Regions from separate parts of the Homo sapiens genome. Here region 2 is linked to region 1. Evidence: chromatin loops called from intact Hi-C (ENCODE). Cell type or tissue: heart right ventricle. All regions are shown on one strand.

Region 1 (8,000 bases):
CCTGGGCACGGAAAGCATGTGCAGCGGCTGGCCTGCCTTCCGCCCCGGGCACCTCTGCCCAGAAGGACTGGAGCCCTTTGCATTCTTTTCGTCACCTCATTTATTTAATTTTTTTTTTTATGTTGGATGTAGTTTTTTTTTCTGTTGCAATTGTGGCAAATATACATGTCCGCTGTCCCCAGTTCCAGCGACAACAAAAAGACAACCCCAACCTCCTCCAGATGCACAGTGTGTGTCACGCGTGTCTGGACTGTGAAGACATGCACATAGCGAGCCTATACGGTTCTAAAGGTCACTGGAGGGCGTGGTTTCTGTACCAGGGCCAAATCCCAGCACCCAGTACCCTGCACACCCACCGCCCTGTGCCCTGCATGTGGAAATGCTGAGAGAACGTGCTCCAGTTCGGGCCTCCCCAGCCCCTCCCCACTGGAAGGGCAGGTCTGGTCCCCTTTGTCATTGCTCCTCACCCACTGCTGTCTCCAACCCCAAATAGGAGAGTGACGGCCACCTGGGCAGCTCTTCTTTGGAGCATGCATCCTGCTTGGCCGGCTCCTCCTCCTCCTCCAGCCAGTGGGAGCACTTTACTTGCTGTATTTTCCTGTGACCTCCCATGACCGCAGGGATGAAGTCAATGACGCAGTTCCTCCAATTGCTACTAAGCCAAAACCCAGTCCCAGCCTTGCTCAGATCCCCTGGAACACAGTTAGTGCCCAGGAACTCCATCTCCAGGGAAGGCTCTGCCTGCTTGGGGCCATCCCAAAGCACGCAGTTTGTTTTTAACCCTCAGGACGATCGGCCAGTGAACCAAAAGCTGTGAGATTTTTAGGCTTTTGTCTTTTTAACAGGAAAATTAAGCTTTTTCAACAATTGGATTGGATATGCTGGTTTGGGGCACGTGACTTTTTGCTTGTACAATAAAGATACATTGTGCTTGTTGGGAGCCAGAGGCCATGCCTGTGGGAGGCGTCCACTGCCATCCACCCACCCCATCAGAGGTCCATGTGGGTCATCATTCTCCGGGCAGGCAATTCGAGGACACAAGGGCCATGTAGGAATGCCAGGGCCTTCCCAGGGCTTCCCGTTCGCCTGTTTAACAGGCTGCCCTGTTTCGGCCACCATGTCATCTGGGCTGTTGGTCTGGGGGTCTGGGTGGCCTGGTGTCTGGTGAGTTGCTGAGTTGAATCTGGGGAGGAGTGGGCGCCTTCCCCCCCACCCCTGCGTCTCTGGGTCCTCTTATGGCAGCCGGCTGTGGTTCCTTCTCCGCAGCCGGTTCCCGGCCCTGCTGGCCTTGTGCCTCACTTGCTGCTCCTCTTCCGGCTCCTGCATGTGCGGCTCGATCTGGGGCTGTCACTGGGGGCGAGGGCACCTGGGAGACTCAGTGCAGGGTGTTAGTGTCAGGTATGGCGCCTACCCAGGCCCCACTTCCACCCCCATGCTGTGTTTTGTGGTATTGCTTGTTTTCACGGCTTAGCCCCCATCAGGCAAGTCTTAGTCTTAGTCTTTTTGGGCCATAATGTCTCCCCCAGTTCCCCCACACTCTGAAGTTGCTGGCCGGGGAGAGCCCAGGTGGGCCTCTGCCCTGGGCGCCTCTCAAGCCCTGTCTGGATCAGCTCCAGGCCTCCGAAGTCTCTGCCACTCTCCTGGGATGTGGCTGGGACTGGCCCCTCCTGCCTCTGTGCCCCTGGGCTGTGGAGGCTGGACTTCTTGTTGAGCCATCCACTGGCACATCTGCTGCTCATGGGTAAACCCCCAGGGCAGCCCAAAAGAGAAGGGAGAGCTGTGGGGTCTGTGAGGAGACCAAGCACCTCCAGGGGAAAGACTGCAGGGGTGGGCGCAGCCCTGTGAGCGCTGAGAGGCTGAGGACTTGGGCGGAAGCTGTGGGATTGCGCCAGGCTTGGAGGCCAGGAGGGAGGGTTGCAGGCAGGGGTAGTGTGAGCAGATGGGCTAGGAAGACGCTGAGGTCGGTGTATGGAAGACACCGAGGGGTCGGGGGTCGCGCTGCAAGTAGAGGAGGAGCAGGGTGGATGCCAAGGTGCGGCTAGTGGGGGGCAGCCGGCGCAGCCAGCCCAGCCTTTGCTCCCTAGGGCCTGGGGAGAGCTTTCAGCTCACTGCCCTGGTGTGGGGCACTCCCACTTCCTGGAAGAGAAACAGTTCCAGGAAAACAAAATGTGTTAAATTTTGAAATATAGAAGGATCCTGGCCTCTGTGAAGGTCAGAGAAGATGAAACGGCCCCAGGCAGGGTGGGTTGAGGCCAGGCCAGAGGATGGGCTGCGGGTGCCCAGGTGGCTGTGCCCAGGGATAGAGCAGGGCAGTGCAGCAGGCACCTCCAGAGGCCCGAGCTGACTCAAGGTGCAGGACAGGGAATAAAGCAGTGGAGGCTGGGAGCAGCAGGTGGACAGACCCCTAGGGAGTGCAAGGCCCTGCTTAGAACCCCTGTGAGCTGGGCCCCTTGGCATAGACTTCTCACCCAGCTTGCAGATGCCCCCTTGTGGTCAGCAGTTGCTGTGGGGAGCTCACATGACCCAGTGCCCCAGAGCAGTCTCCCTTTTTTTTTTTGAGACAAAGTCTGGCTCTGTTACCCAGACTGGAGTGCAGCGGCAAGATCTCAGCTCACTGCAACCTCCGCTTCCCTGACTCAAGCAATCTTCCCACCTCAGCCTCCCAAGTAGCTGGGACCACAGGTCTGCACCACCACACCCAGCTACTTTTTTGTATTTTTAGTAGAGACAGGGTCTCACCATGTTGCCTAGGCTGGTCTAGACCTCCTGGGCTCAAGCAGTCCACCCACGTTGGCCTCCCAAAGTGCTGGGATTACAGGTGGGAGCCACCACACCTGGCCCAGTGCATTCTAAGGGATGTTGGCCTTGGAGCCAGGGAGGAGGGTCAGGTGCAGATGCTGAGATGGCACCTCTGGTCGTGGTTCTGTTGGTTCTGCTTGTCAGAAGCTGGGGTCCTTCTGGATCTTCCCACCTGACCGGGCATGTTCTGGCACCCTGTGGGCCTTTCTCTCTGCACGCTGGTATCTCTTTGGGTTTTCTCCACATTGGCTGTTGGCTGCAGCATGTTTGGCTCAGGGACCCTCCGGTGTCACTGCACGATGCCTTCTAGGCCTTCTCCCACCGTGGAATGCTTTCATCCCTCCCGGTGGGGAGAGAGTGCATGCTCAGCGAGGCTCTTTGCAGCAGGTGTTCAGGAGGCCTCGGGGTGGAGGGCATCCAGAGAGGAGGGCCCCCACCCTGCACTGCGCCCACCAGGCCCTGACCTCTGCAGCCAGGGTGGTCAGTGCTGCGTACCACTGTGGGCTGTCTGTGGAGCAGGCCTGTGTGCAATGGGGCCTAGTGCAATGTGGGGTCATTTAGCTCAAGGCAACATGAAAACAGCCCCAGGTCTCCCTGGGCAGAGCCAAGGCAGATCCTGCTTCCCAATGCATGCTTTGTGGACAGTTTTTGGCTCAAGAACATGGTTGTTCAATACGTAGACACCTTAAAAGGGGTTTTGTCCCTGGATGCCCATTTTTCTCCTGTGCCAGAAAAGGGAGCCAGTGCTGACCATGGCGGGGGCTGACCCACCTGAGGGTGCGCGGGAAGTTGTGGGGGACTGAGGTGAAGCCGCCAGGGCACCCATGATGGGAGGTGGGCTGCCCCAGCTGTCCCGTGGGCTCCTGGGCAGTATTGAGCCCTGTGAGGTGAAAAGCGAATGTGGGGATTGCTCAGGGGCTGACCACTTTTTAGTCCCCCTGTCCCAGGCACACACCCTCAGTTTGAATCCTTCTTGGTTGAGATGTCTTCTTGGCCACAGGCTGAGGGTCTGGATGGGGCAGGTGCTCGGGCTACCCAGAGGGCAGGGCCGTTGACCCAAGAGCAGGCTGTTTTTGTGCCATGGCTGGAGTGGGGAGGGAGCCTCCACTTGCGCCTGGGGGGCTTCAGCTGATGTCGGCTGCACAAAAGCAGGAGATGCCAAGTCCAAGAGCCGGCCCTCCTGTCGTCCTGTGTGCTGCCACTTTTACATTCTGGGAAGAAAGCAGCGGATCCCCCAACAGCTGGGATGAGGCTGCCAAGCCCCCGCCCCAGCACCACTGAGCAGTCCAGGGCCTTGGCGCCGCCTCTTCCTGGGCCTGGCTGGGGATGGAAGCCCCACAGGGAGACCGAGGTGGGCCTGGCGTCAATTGGCAGCCTCCTGAAAGTTTCCTTTGTTCTCCCGTTGCTGCCTTATGGACAGGAGGTGGGGGTGCTTTTCCTGGCACAGAGCGAGTGGCAGGGGGCCAGGTGGGGGCTGTCTTTGGGTGCCATCTGCATGGTGGGCAAGTGAGGGGCAGGGCCCAATCGAGGCCGAGGCTCTGGAGAGGTGGACTAAGGAGCCACCTAAGGACGGGCAGGGCTGTCCAGAGTGTGGGGAGGTCTCTGCCCCAGCCCAGTTGTCTGCAGTGAGTGGCGTCCGACAGCATGGCCTTGAAAGACTGGCACCCATCAGTTTGTCTGGAGGTCTAGGAGCCGTCTGCACACTGGTCACTGGGGCCCAAGTTTAGGAGGGGCCCAAGTTTAGGAAGGGCCCGTGGAGGCCTCCGTGGGCCAGGGTTGCTCCCTGGCTCTGAGCAGGTGCCGTGTCCTCCAGACACTCCAGACCCCAGGTTCCCAGGACAGTGAGTGAGTCCCAGCTCTGATCGCAGGTCCAGGCTCCCTCTGGTGGTTCCCAGCCGGCAGCCGGCCTGTTTGATGGTGTTCTTCCCAGCATGGCAACAGCCAGGAATTAGCACTGAATGTAGAGTTCCAGCCACACCAAGAGCTGCCAGATAGACACAGAGCAGCTTTTTGAAGCACCTGGCTTAGGACTGTCTACATGGGACCATGGGCCACAGCCCCCGACAAAGCCTGCCAGGGAAATTGGTGCTCACCCAGTGCCCCTACATATTGGATCCTAGCCTAGCCTGCATCACAGACTTCAGGGGCCCCTCCTGCACTACAGAAAACCAGCCATACCTCCCCTGTAAACTTGAGTGAGCCATTGAGGGGATATCAGCTCTGTGTTCCTGGCAGGGTTTCATCTCAGAACAGAGCAGCCAGGGAACAGCCCTTCGGAGCTGCTCACCCAGAGCCCACTGGTCTGGATCCCTCCCGCTGGGCTCCCTCCTTTTTATTAGAACAGTAAAGTCTGCAACAGAACACCACCTCACCTTTCCCCACACTAGCTCAGGAACAGACAGAATGGACTAAAAATAGTTGAGCTAGGTTTCCAAGTCCAGGATGCACAACTCAGGCCGAGCTTGGGCCAAGGAGCTGGACGACAAGTTGCCCGCTGTCCCCCGAGGCAGGAGGCATGAGCCCTTCTGGAGAAGGAAGGCAGACGTTGCCAGGTTTTCTGAGTCCCTGCAAGATCAGAGTCGCTCCTTTTTAGGTCTCCCGGGAACAGCGCTGAGGAGCGTGTTCCTGCTGCGGAGGGAGTGTGCTCCTGGCAAGGGGCCGTGGGCTGGAGTGTAGACAGAGCCTCTGTGCTAGTGAGGCTTTGCCGAGTGACCTTGGGGAAGTCTGAGCCTGTGCTTGCCCGTCCCAGCTCTGCCTGCCTATAGGATAAGCAGGGATGGCCGTGCCTTCCGGCCCAGCCTGCCCTGGGGACCTTGTCCCCACCAGGCTGGGCACTGACTGGCTAGGACATTGCATTCAGTGTATACCAGGTGCCCTCTGGGTAGTTGGGACCAGTCGGTTTAGTGGTGGTCCCAGTTAGAAGGAGGCCAGAAATGTTCCAGGCTGAGGCCTTGCCCTACCCCTTGTGGATACTGACTTGTTAATGAGGCGGTAGTGTCCCCAGACATTGAGGTCAGCCCCTAGATAGAAACCCTCGAGTCCCCTACTCAACACTTGCCGCTGACCTCATCTGAGGCAGCCATCTGAGATCCAGACTTGGCCTCCAACCTGCAAAACAATGTATCTTTTTGCACTTGGAAAACCTCCGATGGGCTTCGGCGGCCAAGCCCAGCTGTGCCCAGCTCCATTCCAGAGCTCCCGTGGCCGACTCAGCAGGGTGTCCTGCCTCCATCAGTGGGGCTCCCAGAAGCCTGATGTTTGAAAGCCAAGCGGTGTGCTTTGCTTTTTTCTTTTTTCTTTTCTTTTTTCTTTCTCTTTTACTTTTCTTAGAATATGCTTCTAGAGACAAACACTTCTCCCTGAAGCTTAGGGGCTTGGCCCTGGCACCTCTGCCCCCTCGGCGAAGCTCGTGGGAGCCTGCACCCTCTCTCCAGGGGCTGCCCCGTTTCCCCCGGCCGGGTCGGCCCTCTCTCTGAACTGCTGCCTGTGTCTGCCCCTCCCTGCACACTGACGACTTTTGCTTAGTGTGGTAGCGTGTCCCAGTGTGTGCTGTTCTGCCTAACCCTGTGGTCTTGTGTCGTTTCTTTTTCCCTTGCAGGGTCTGCCCTGAAGCGTCTCTGCCTAGGCAAAGAACACAGCAGTAGTAATTATCCGGGTTTTTTCCCCTTTGTCCTCTCTCATCGCATGGGCTTTCTCGTGGCTAGCGCACATCAGGGTTCCCGCGGCCGGGCGGGCGTGGGCCTGCCCTGTGCCTGCCCCGCGCCTGCTCCATGCCTCTCGGCCGGGCACTGCTTCGCTTCTGCCTGGCGGGATCGCTGTCCTCGGCTCCCCCGTGTGTCTCGTGGCGCCTAGAGTTTGTGCGGTCTCGCCAGTTCACATCTAACGGGCTTATCCTTCCCCGGAACACCCGCAAATTGCCGATCATTAATTGGCTCCTTTTCCAAAACCGTAGGAATGAGTATTTCCTTGAAGTCCTAAAGATGAGTGCCTCCCCACGAGGAGAGATGCCAGGACTGAGTGGGTATTAGTCTCCTTGGGCCACTCACCTCTCTCTCTCTCTCATCTCTCTCTCTCGAAAAAATATTTTTTTTCTTTTCTGGCTGAACTTTTCATGTAGGAATAGCTCCATGTGTGTCAAATCTCATCACTAATTTTTAATTGTCTGTGTCTGTGCTTTTTCATTGCTAGCCACTAAAGTCCACTACATTTTGGGACAGCTTGTTTGAAGAGATGGTCATTAGATTGTTTCTCTATGCAGAAAATTTTTGAATTGGCTTATTCAAAATTGCCAACGAGAAATTACATGTGTTGCCTGGAAAGGGTATGATTTAAAATTTTTAAAGTCTCATTTTAGTCCCTTAAAAAACACTTTGAATGAAGCAGCCGAGTGCTCTGGTGTGCTAATGGTCAGCAGAGCGGCTCCCAGCTCCCTCCTGCAGCAGGGCGTTTGGCCGCAGCCCATGGCAGGAGCTGGTGGGGCCGCGTCAGGCAGCCCCAGGCATGGGTACCCTTTATGAATACCTTCCTCGAATGCGAATGCGCTGGTCAGGACAATTTCTATGTCTGGAATTCCAAACAACCAGACCATTAAAATTCATGGGAATGCAAGTCAGGCAGCCCTGGCAGGCATTTTCCCGTGGGCCAGGGGGCTGCCTGCAGGCCAGCCCGCCGTGTGTGCTGAGCGCTCTGCACACGGTACTCCACCGCCCCGCGTCCTCATGTTACGGCTGAGGATGCACAGGCCAGAGAGAGCCCGAGGAACCTGACTCTAGGCACCATGACTCCGAAGCCCAGTGTGTCTGGCTGTGCCAGGAGTTTCCTGAGCTCTCTCACACGTGAGTCTGGGGATGGGCAGCGGTGGGCACAGAGTGGATGCTGAGCAGAGGCTGCCGGCTGCTGCAGAGTCCTGTCCCCTGGCCTGGCTTCTGAGGTGGGTGATGGCCACCTGGCACAGCCCATGGAAATGCCCCACCATGTCTGACCCTGGGCAGCCAGGCCCCTTAATCCGACCGCCTCTTGAAGCAAGGTGCTGCCTGGCCCAAGTGAGACCATTGTCTCAGCTGTCACGTAAGAATGAATGCGGCCAGCCCACTGGGGGCCTGGGTGCGTGTGTGGCGTCACCAATCCTGGCCTGTGTGTGACTCCCCAGGGTCCTCCACCAGCAGCCTGGCCCCAGGCCCTGAGCCAGGCCCCCAGCCCGC
Region 2 (8,000 bases), 200 kb before region 1:
ATCAACTTTGGTTTTCTTGATTTTTCTCCACTGTTTTTCGATTCTCTATTTCATTTGTCTTCACTCTAATCTTGATTATATCCTTCCTTCTGTGAGCTTTGGGTTTAGTTTGCTCTTCAAGCTCTCTGGTCTTTACTTTTTCCTTTTCTCATTCCTTAAGGTGTAATGTTAGGTTACTGATTTAAGATTTTTTTAATATATGCATTTGCAACTATAATTTTCCCTCTCAGCATTGTTTTTGCTGCATCCCTTAGGTTTTAGCGCGGTGTAAGGTGTGTGTGTGTGTGTGCACGCGCGTGTGTGTGTGCGTGTGTGTGTGTGTGTGTGTGTGTTTCTGCCTTTCTCATGTTACCTCCTAATTTACCTCATGATTTCTCTTTTGACCCATTGGTTTTTTGTTTGTTTGTTTGAGACAGAGTCTTGCTCTGTCACCCATGCTGGAGTGCAGTGGCACAAATTCAGCTCACTACAACCTCCACCTCCCAGGTTCAAGGATTTCTCGTGCCTCAGCCTCCCAGGTAGCTGGGATTACAAGCGTGCGCCAACATGCCCGGCTAAGTTTTGTATTTTTAGTAGAGATGGGGTTTTGCCATGTTGGCCAGGCTGGTCTCAAACTTCTGGCCTCAAGTGATCTGCCTGCCTTAGCTTCCCAAAGTGCTGTGATTACAGGTGTGAGCCACCATGCCTGGCCCCATTGGCTGTTTAATTTTCACATATTTGTGAGTTTTTTTAGTTTTCTATTATTGATTTCTGGTTTCATTCTATGTGATCAGAAAATATTTTTTATATGATTTCAACCTTTTTGAATATATTAAAGCTTATTTTGTGGCTACAAACTTGTTTTGTGGCCTATCTTGGGGAATGTTTCATGTGCACTTGATAAAAATATCTCTTCTTTATTGTGGTATGGAGTGTTCTGTGTATGTCTGCCAGGTATAATTGGCTTACGGTGTTGTTGAAGTCCTGTTTCCTCATTTATCTTCTGTCTAGTGGTTCTGTCTCTTACTGAAAGTGGTGTTTTGAAGTCTCCAAATATTATTATAGAGATATCTATTTCTCCCTTCAATTCTGCCAGTGTTTGCTTCATATATTTTGAAGCTCTGATATTTGGTGCATATATGTTTATAACTGTTACATATTATTGATGAATTTATCCTTTTATTAATACATAATGTACTTTTTAATCTCTTCTAATCGTTTTTGACTTATAGTCTATTTTGTCTGATATTAGTATAGTTACCTCATCTCTCTTTTGTTTACTATTTGTATGGGTTTTTTTTACATCCTTTCATTTTCAACTTCTTTGTGTCTTTAGATCTAAAGTGAGTCTTTTGTAGACAGCACTTAGTTGTATCATATTTTAAAAATCCACTCTGCCAATCTATGCCTTTTGATAGGAAAATTTGGCTGGGTGTGGTGGCTTACACCTGTATTCCCAGCACTTTGGGAGGCTGAGGTAGGCAGATCACCTGAGGTCAGGAGTTTGACACCAGCCTGGCCAACATGGTGAAACCCTGTCTCTACTAAAAAAAAAAAAAAAATACAAAAACCAGCTGGGTGTTGTGGCACATGCCTGTAATCCCAGGAAGAATTGCTTGAACCCAGGAGGCAGAGGTTGCAGTGAGCCGAGATTGGGCCACTGCACTCCAGCTTGGGTGACAGAGCAAGACTCTATCTCAAAAAAAAACAAAAAAAAAAAAACAAAGTTTAACCTATTTGCATTTGAAGTAATTGCTGATAAGGAATGTATTACTACTGCCATTTTGCTATTTGTTTCCTGTATGTCTTGTAGCTTTTTTGACCCTCATTTATTCTATTACTGCCTTCTTTTGTGTTTTGTTGATATTTTATAGTAACACATTTAGAGTCCCTTCTCAGTTTCTTTTGTGTTATATTCTATAAATATTTTCTTTGTGTACATGGGGAAACAGGACAAGCTGCCACAAGTATGTAGGGTGATGCACTTGTTCAGTCCCTGTGGGGGTCCTGTGCCCCATCCTCTCCATGCCCTTCCGTCATCACTCCACCGCTCAGCCTTAAACATCTGCCATTCTAAGAAACATTCTTAATGGAAAAGGTGGTAAAATGATATTTTAATGGTGATTCTGGAAAAAAAAAAGGCAAATGAAAAGCATTTCTAGCCCTCTGGGAGAACTCACTGGTTTATTGTTGGTAGAAGCTTCTTAAGGCCTTGCAGACACACTGTGTCCCATGGTGATCCCAGCACAGGCCACCCTGAGCCCTGTGTCCCTGTATCTGTGCCACTGTGAAGATCTGCAGAGCGCACATCTGGGCATTCTTGATCTCGAACTCCTGAGCTCAAGTGATCCACCCACCTCAGCCTCCCAAAATGTTGGTATTACGGGTGTGAGCCATCACAACTGGTCTGAGCCACCGTGCCTGGCCCTGGGCATTCTGAGCCACCTGTGCCACCTGTACCTTCCCCAGAACTGAGCTATTTCCTGATGGCCCTGCAGGTGGCCCATGAAAAGTAGATTCTTCGCCCCTCTGAGTTTGTTTTCTGTGATAAGCTCTGTGAAAGTGGGTTTCCACCGCAACCCCTCACTTCCATCTTCTGGAGAGGCAGGTTGGCAGGCCAGGGGCAGCTCTCAGCTGGGCAATGCGCACCACACAGGCTGGGATGGCTGTGATTCTGCAGGTTCACCCTCCTGGTGGGAACCCACCTTGGGGGTGATGCCTTCCTGTGGTCAGTGTCAGTACGAGGCTGTCGTCTCTGGTCCCCTTGGGCTGTGCTGGCTCATGACCCTGTGCTATCTGTTTTAGATCAGACCTATTGTGACCGCCTGGTGCAGGACACGCCTTTCCTGACAGGCCATGGGCGCTTGAGTGAGCAGCAGGTGGACAGGATCATCCTCCAGCTGAACCGTTACTACCCACAGATCCTTACCAACAAGGAGGCGGAAAAGGTGCTGAGGAGGTGAGGGGGGTACCCGAGACACTGCTCAGTTTCCCTTCCTTTCTGGGCTGGGAGAAGCTGGTGACCAGCCCTGGGTCATTCTCTCATGGGATGACACACTAGGTATGTCAGGATTCAGAGGTGACACATCTGGACCTGGCTACTAAGGCTGCCTGAGCTACAAACTGGCCCTTTGGGGTGAGCCCAACCAGGCTCGGAACATCAGCTCTCTGTGCCTCGGTTTCTTCATATGTCATTGGGTCTGCTGTCCCCTTCCCGAGTTGCTGGGAGGTTACAGGAGATAACATGTGACAATACATGAAGCACACAACAGTATAAGATACGGAGGGAGGCGAGAAAGAGGGCAGGAGGGAGGGGTGAGGAGGGAGGAGGCAGAGGGAGAGCCGAAGTGGGATGGGGAACAGATAATGGGCCCGGCCCACCCCAGTGCCACAGGGCTTTGCACTCTGCATCTTCCGAAGGTTCAAAGCGGGCAAACAATTGCTTCCTTTTCTCTAATTTCTATATTACTGTACGAGGCTGGAAAGCCCAGCATGTCACAGGTAGGCAGCTGAGCTTCTAGGAAGGCAGATGCTGACTCACCCCACAGCCGCGCCCCAGTCTGCCCCTCTCAGCAGTGCTGAGCGGGCTGGTCCCCTCAGAACCCCAGCCTCCCCCATGTGTGGAGTGGACACCGAGAGCCCCTGCCTGGCAGGTGTGGTGAGGACTGACTGAGCTGAGCCGGGTAAACGCCTGCCCGAGAGCCCTTGTCGCCAGATGGCCCTGCAGCCCTGTGGGCAGCCACGCTCATCACCCCATCTCACAGAGGTGGTCCGAAGGCTCAAGAGGCAGCCACTTGCCCAGGGCCACTCATTTCAGGAGTGTCAGGCCACATCTTGAGTTCATCCTATTATTTGGGAAAGTGCCCAGGGCCAGTGGCTGTCACTCTGTCACATGGCCCTGGCCTCTCAGAGCTGCAGAGCTGGGCACACCAGGGTGGCTCTGCTGGAGATGGCATTTAAGATGCAATTCCTGGGCTCTGTCTTGGGAGGTCTGTTCTGCTCCATCACCCCAGTGCCAGGTGGCCCTGAGGGGACATTGGATGAGAGAGTTAGCCACACCCTGCCGACCCTACCCACATCTGTGGCTCTGGCGCCCCCACTGAGCCACCTGTTCCTTGACAGGTGCCACGTGCAGGGCTATCCTGAGGGTTGGGGCATCTCCTGGAACAATGAGGTTGGCCCACAACAGAACAGGAGTCAACACGGGCCCTGCTACTGGCTCAGGTGCTTCTTCCGTTTTGAAGGTGGTACAGTAATTTTAAAAGTTAGGAGCTCAAATCCAAATCTCTTATTATTGCAATTGAAGTCTAATGCATGTTCACTTTTAAAAAGTTTAGAAAGTTTAAGACGTTTATACAAGAAAAAGCACATATTCCTTCCTCACAGACACCACAGCTCCTGCCACCCATCTGCCTGCCATTTTCACACTGCCATGGTTTAACTCCAGTTCCCTGTGGCCATGTAGAATGATATGCTGCCACCAGGTGGCAGCACCAGGCCACAGACTCCAGGTCCTGGAGGTCAAGGCCCAGTGGCCTGTCCACTGACCTTGAGAACCACACATTTCTCTGTCATACACATCAAAAGAGCCAATACTTCTGTCTTTTTTTTTTTTTCTTTGAGATGGAGTCTCTGTCGCCCAGGCTGGAGTGCAGTGGCATGATCTCGGCTCAGTGCAACCTCTGCCTCCCAGTTTCAAGCAATCCTCTGGCCTCAGCCTCCCAAGAAGCTGGGATTAAACATGCACCATCATGCCCAGTCAATTTTTTGTACTTTTAGTAGAGATGGGGTTTCACCGTGTTGGCCAGGCTGGTGTCAAACTCCTGACCTGGAACTCCTGATCCGCCTGCCTCAGCCTCCCAAAGTGCTGGGATTATAGGCATGAGCCATTGTGCCTGGCTTCAACTTACTTTTTTAAAACTTGAATCACATTCTGTAGACTGAAAAATAACAGAAGTTAGCACTTATACCATCACTTCATTAATTCCCTGTCACAGCCTACCATGAGGGTTCATTATCCCTTTTTTACAAATGAAGAAACCAAGTCTCTGAGGGGTGGAGTAGCTGGCTAAGGTCACACAGGAAGCCACACTATGTCCCAACACTTGGAATGATGTCACCAGCCCTGTGCTTTCTTTTTTTCGAGATGGAGTCTTGCTCTGTCGCCCAGGCTGGAGTGCAGTGGCACGATCTTAGCTCACTGCAAGCTCCGCCTCCCGGGTTCACACCATTCTCCTGCCTCAGCCTCCCGAGTAGCTGGGACTACAGGTGCCCACCACCACACCCGGCTAAGTTTTTTGTATTTTTAATAGAGTCGGGGGTTTCACCGTATTAGCCAGGATGGTCTCGATCTCCTGACCTCGTGATCTGCCTGCCTCAGCCTCCCAAAGTGCTGGGATTACAGGCATGAGCCACCGCACCTTGCCAGCCCCATGCTTTCTTTGTGACCACTCCCAGCCTGTTTCCCAACCTCCCACCCCACAGGGAGTATGAGGAGTAGCAGTGATGCCTGTGACAGAGGCAATGCCAGGCACTATGTGGTGTGGGTAAGGGGCAGGTTGTCACAGGAGCTGCCATCCAGCAGGTGTCCTGACACCCAACAGGGAAGCTGAGGCTGGGGGCCTGACCTTGGTGCCCTGCCCTGACCCACAGCCAGCCCCCCTGGCCTGATCTTCCCTGGCACCCCCTTGTACCCTCAGTTCCGGAACCCCAAGGCATCCTTGCGTGTGCGGCTCTGTGACCTCCTGAGCCACCTGCAGCGGAGCGGTGAGCGGGACTGCCAGGAGTTCTACCGAGCCCTGTATATCCATGCCCAGCCCCTGCACAGCCGCCTGCCCAGCCGCCACGCTCTGCGTAAGTTCCACATCACCAACCATGCATGCTTGGTGCTGGCCCGGGGAGGGCACCCCAGCCTGCCGTTGATGGCATGGATGTCCTCCATGACCACCCAAGTCTGCTGCAGCCCAGGCCTGGCATCCCCTCTCGCCTCAGCCCCTCCCCAGAGGCCACCCTCTGGCCCCGAGGGGAGAGTGTGGCAGGCACAGGCAGTGCAGATGTTGGTCTCTGTCTCCCACTTTCTCCCCCTTCCTCCGTCTCTCTCTCATGGCAGTTTTCACACAGCATGGGGCATCTTATACGTCCACTCTTGCCCTTCCTTTTCTAACCTCATTCCACGGGGATCCCTTCATGTCTGTGTGGACAGCAACCTTGTTCCCACAGCTGCATGGCGCTCCTAGGCGGTCCCAGCTGGAATTACCCAACCCCATGACGGACCCTTTCATTGCAGCGATCTGCACACGTGTGGGTGTTTCCATAGGACATTGTCAGGCACGGATGGCTGGTCCGAAGCACGTGCATTTCAGTTTTGAGGCTCCTGTCCTCAGGCAGTGTGGACTCAGGCCCTGGGAGTCATGTGGATGCCAGTAGCCTGGGCCCACAGAGCTGCTGGGATGTGGGGGGCATATCAAGTTGAAGATGGCAACTCTGATCTGACGCCTCTGTGCTCAGGGCCCCTGGAGGAGGGGCTACTGCCCCTTGGCCCTTAGACAACAGGACAGAGACCAGAGGGACTGGGCGGCTTGTCCCAGGCTACTGGGCTGTGGTCTCTGACCCCCTGGAGGCCTCCCCACGCCTCACAGAACACAGTGCAGACGGTGGGCGGGGAGAGCTCGAGGGGAGGCCCAGCCCTGCAGGTGGGACTGGCTCTCCCTCCCCAGCCACGAGTATGCCACAGGGGGCTTTCAAAACCAGGCAGGGCCAAGCCTTGGCCCCACTGGAGGTAGAGCACCTTCTGTGGCTCCCGGGTGCCTTTAGGCCCGTCCAGGAGTTGGAGCAGAGGAGAAGACCCAGACTGTGCATAGTTCCCTGAGGAGGGCTAGCCTCAGGTGCCACAGCCTGGTTCGGCCTGGCGGCCCCAGGAGGCAGCAGCAACCTTGGGCTTCCTGCGGGGTGACTACCTTGCCCTCCGGCCCTGCCCGTTGACTAACTATGCTCTGTGGTTTTGTTTCCAGAGAACTCAGATTGCACAGAGCTAGACTCGGGCAGCCAGAGCGGCGAGCTGAGTAACAGGGGTAACACCTCCCTGCTGCCCCTCCCTCTCTCTCCCTCTCTCTCCCTCTCTCTTTACCCTCCCCAGGGCTCCATCTCCGCCTCAGGGGCTTCTCCACCCCAAGTCTGGCTCCATTCCTGGCCTTCTGTTGGTGACAGACCCCCCCCCTAAGGTGCTCGTTTGGGGGCTCTTCAGGCAGCACCTCAGCCTGGCACCCCCACTCCCCTGCGCAGCCCCCAGGCCTCAGGACCCCACCCCTCTGAGGCCCAGGGGAGCCCTGTTCACGCTGGTTTCTCCCCAGGACCCATGAGCTTCCTGGCTGGCCTGGGCCTTGCTGTGGGACTGGCCCTGCTCCTGTACTGCTATCCGCCAGGTGGGTGCAAGCGGATCCTCATGGGGCTGGGCCTGCCTCCCCTCTGCCACCAAGCCAGGGCCCCAGACCCTGCCCAATTTGGGACCCCTTGGCCTCTTCGTACCTCGGTGTCCACACTTGTGCAGTGGGATGGTGTCACCTCGCAGGGCTCCTGAGAAAGGGGATGTGAGGAGGCTCCCAGCGTCCACTGGCCCCTGCCACCCTTGGGAACCAGAGAATGATGACCTCTAGCGGGAGGAGGGGTGCAGCCAGGACTCTGGGTGTTACAAAGCCCTGCCACATCTGTGACCTTGAACCATGTGGGGCCCTTGAGCAGGTCACGTGCCCCAGGGCCTTGGGTCTCTCCAGCAGCCACAGGCCTGATGCACAGGAACCTTCCAGGGCCCCTCTACTGGCACCCAGCCTGGCCTGCCCCGTCTCCCTTTTCTGTGATGCCTGAGTTTGTCGTGCTGGGAGGCTTACTGGGTGAGGGGACACAGGCACACATGGCAGGACTCAAAGGCCCGTGGGTCACTCGGGTGGGAGCTGGGGGCTCTGGAATCTGCCCTAATTCTTGTCTTTTCAACTCAAGCCGAGACCATGACCGGGAGGGAGCACCCT

Evidence for each region. Peaks named below come from ENCODE experiments on the same cell type or tissue, not always from the same donor. Only the 100,000 strongest peaks of a DNase experiment are listed, where the experiment ranks them.
Region 2: it touches region 1 in a loop (4-fold over the local background); 53 of 110 quality-filtered maps call a loop at or near these places.

What each region holds. Positions count from the first base shown.
Region 1 is chr9:93,300,380-93,308,379 of GRCh38, forward strand. It overlaps WNK2 (WNK lysine deficient protein kinase 2), which reads left to right. Exons shown (of 30, transcript NM_006648.4): 27 at 6,398-6,442; 28 at 7,949-8,000. Among named protein-coding and RNA genes, the nearest start is that of WNK2, 120 kb to the left of the region's middle. RefSeq lists enhancers at 822-1,734, 5,990-6,894. In heart right ventricle, CTCF peaks have their summits at 2,481 (motif pointing left) and 4,677 (motif pointing left); DNase peaks (open chromatin) are centred at 562, 2,462, 4,692, 5,442 and 2 weaker places; H3K27ac peaks cover 2,836 bases.
Region 2 is chr9:93,104,890-93,112,889 of GRCh38, forward strand. CARD19 (caspase recruitment domain family member 19) reads left to right here. Exons shown (of 6, transcript NM_032310.5): 2 at 2,785-2,927; 3 at 5,679-5,832; 4 at 6,990-7,049; 5 at 7,329-7,400. Among named protein-coding and RNA genes, the nearest start is that of CARD19, 13 kb to the left of the region's middle. RefSeq lists enhancers at 2,616-3,116, 3,544-3,693. In heart right ventricle, CTCF peaks have their summits at 4,464 (motif pointing right) and 4,680; a DNase peak (open chromatin) is centred at 4,462; H3K27ac peaks cover 1,008 bases.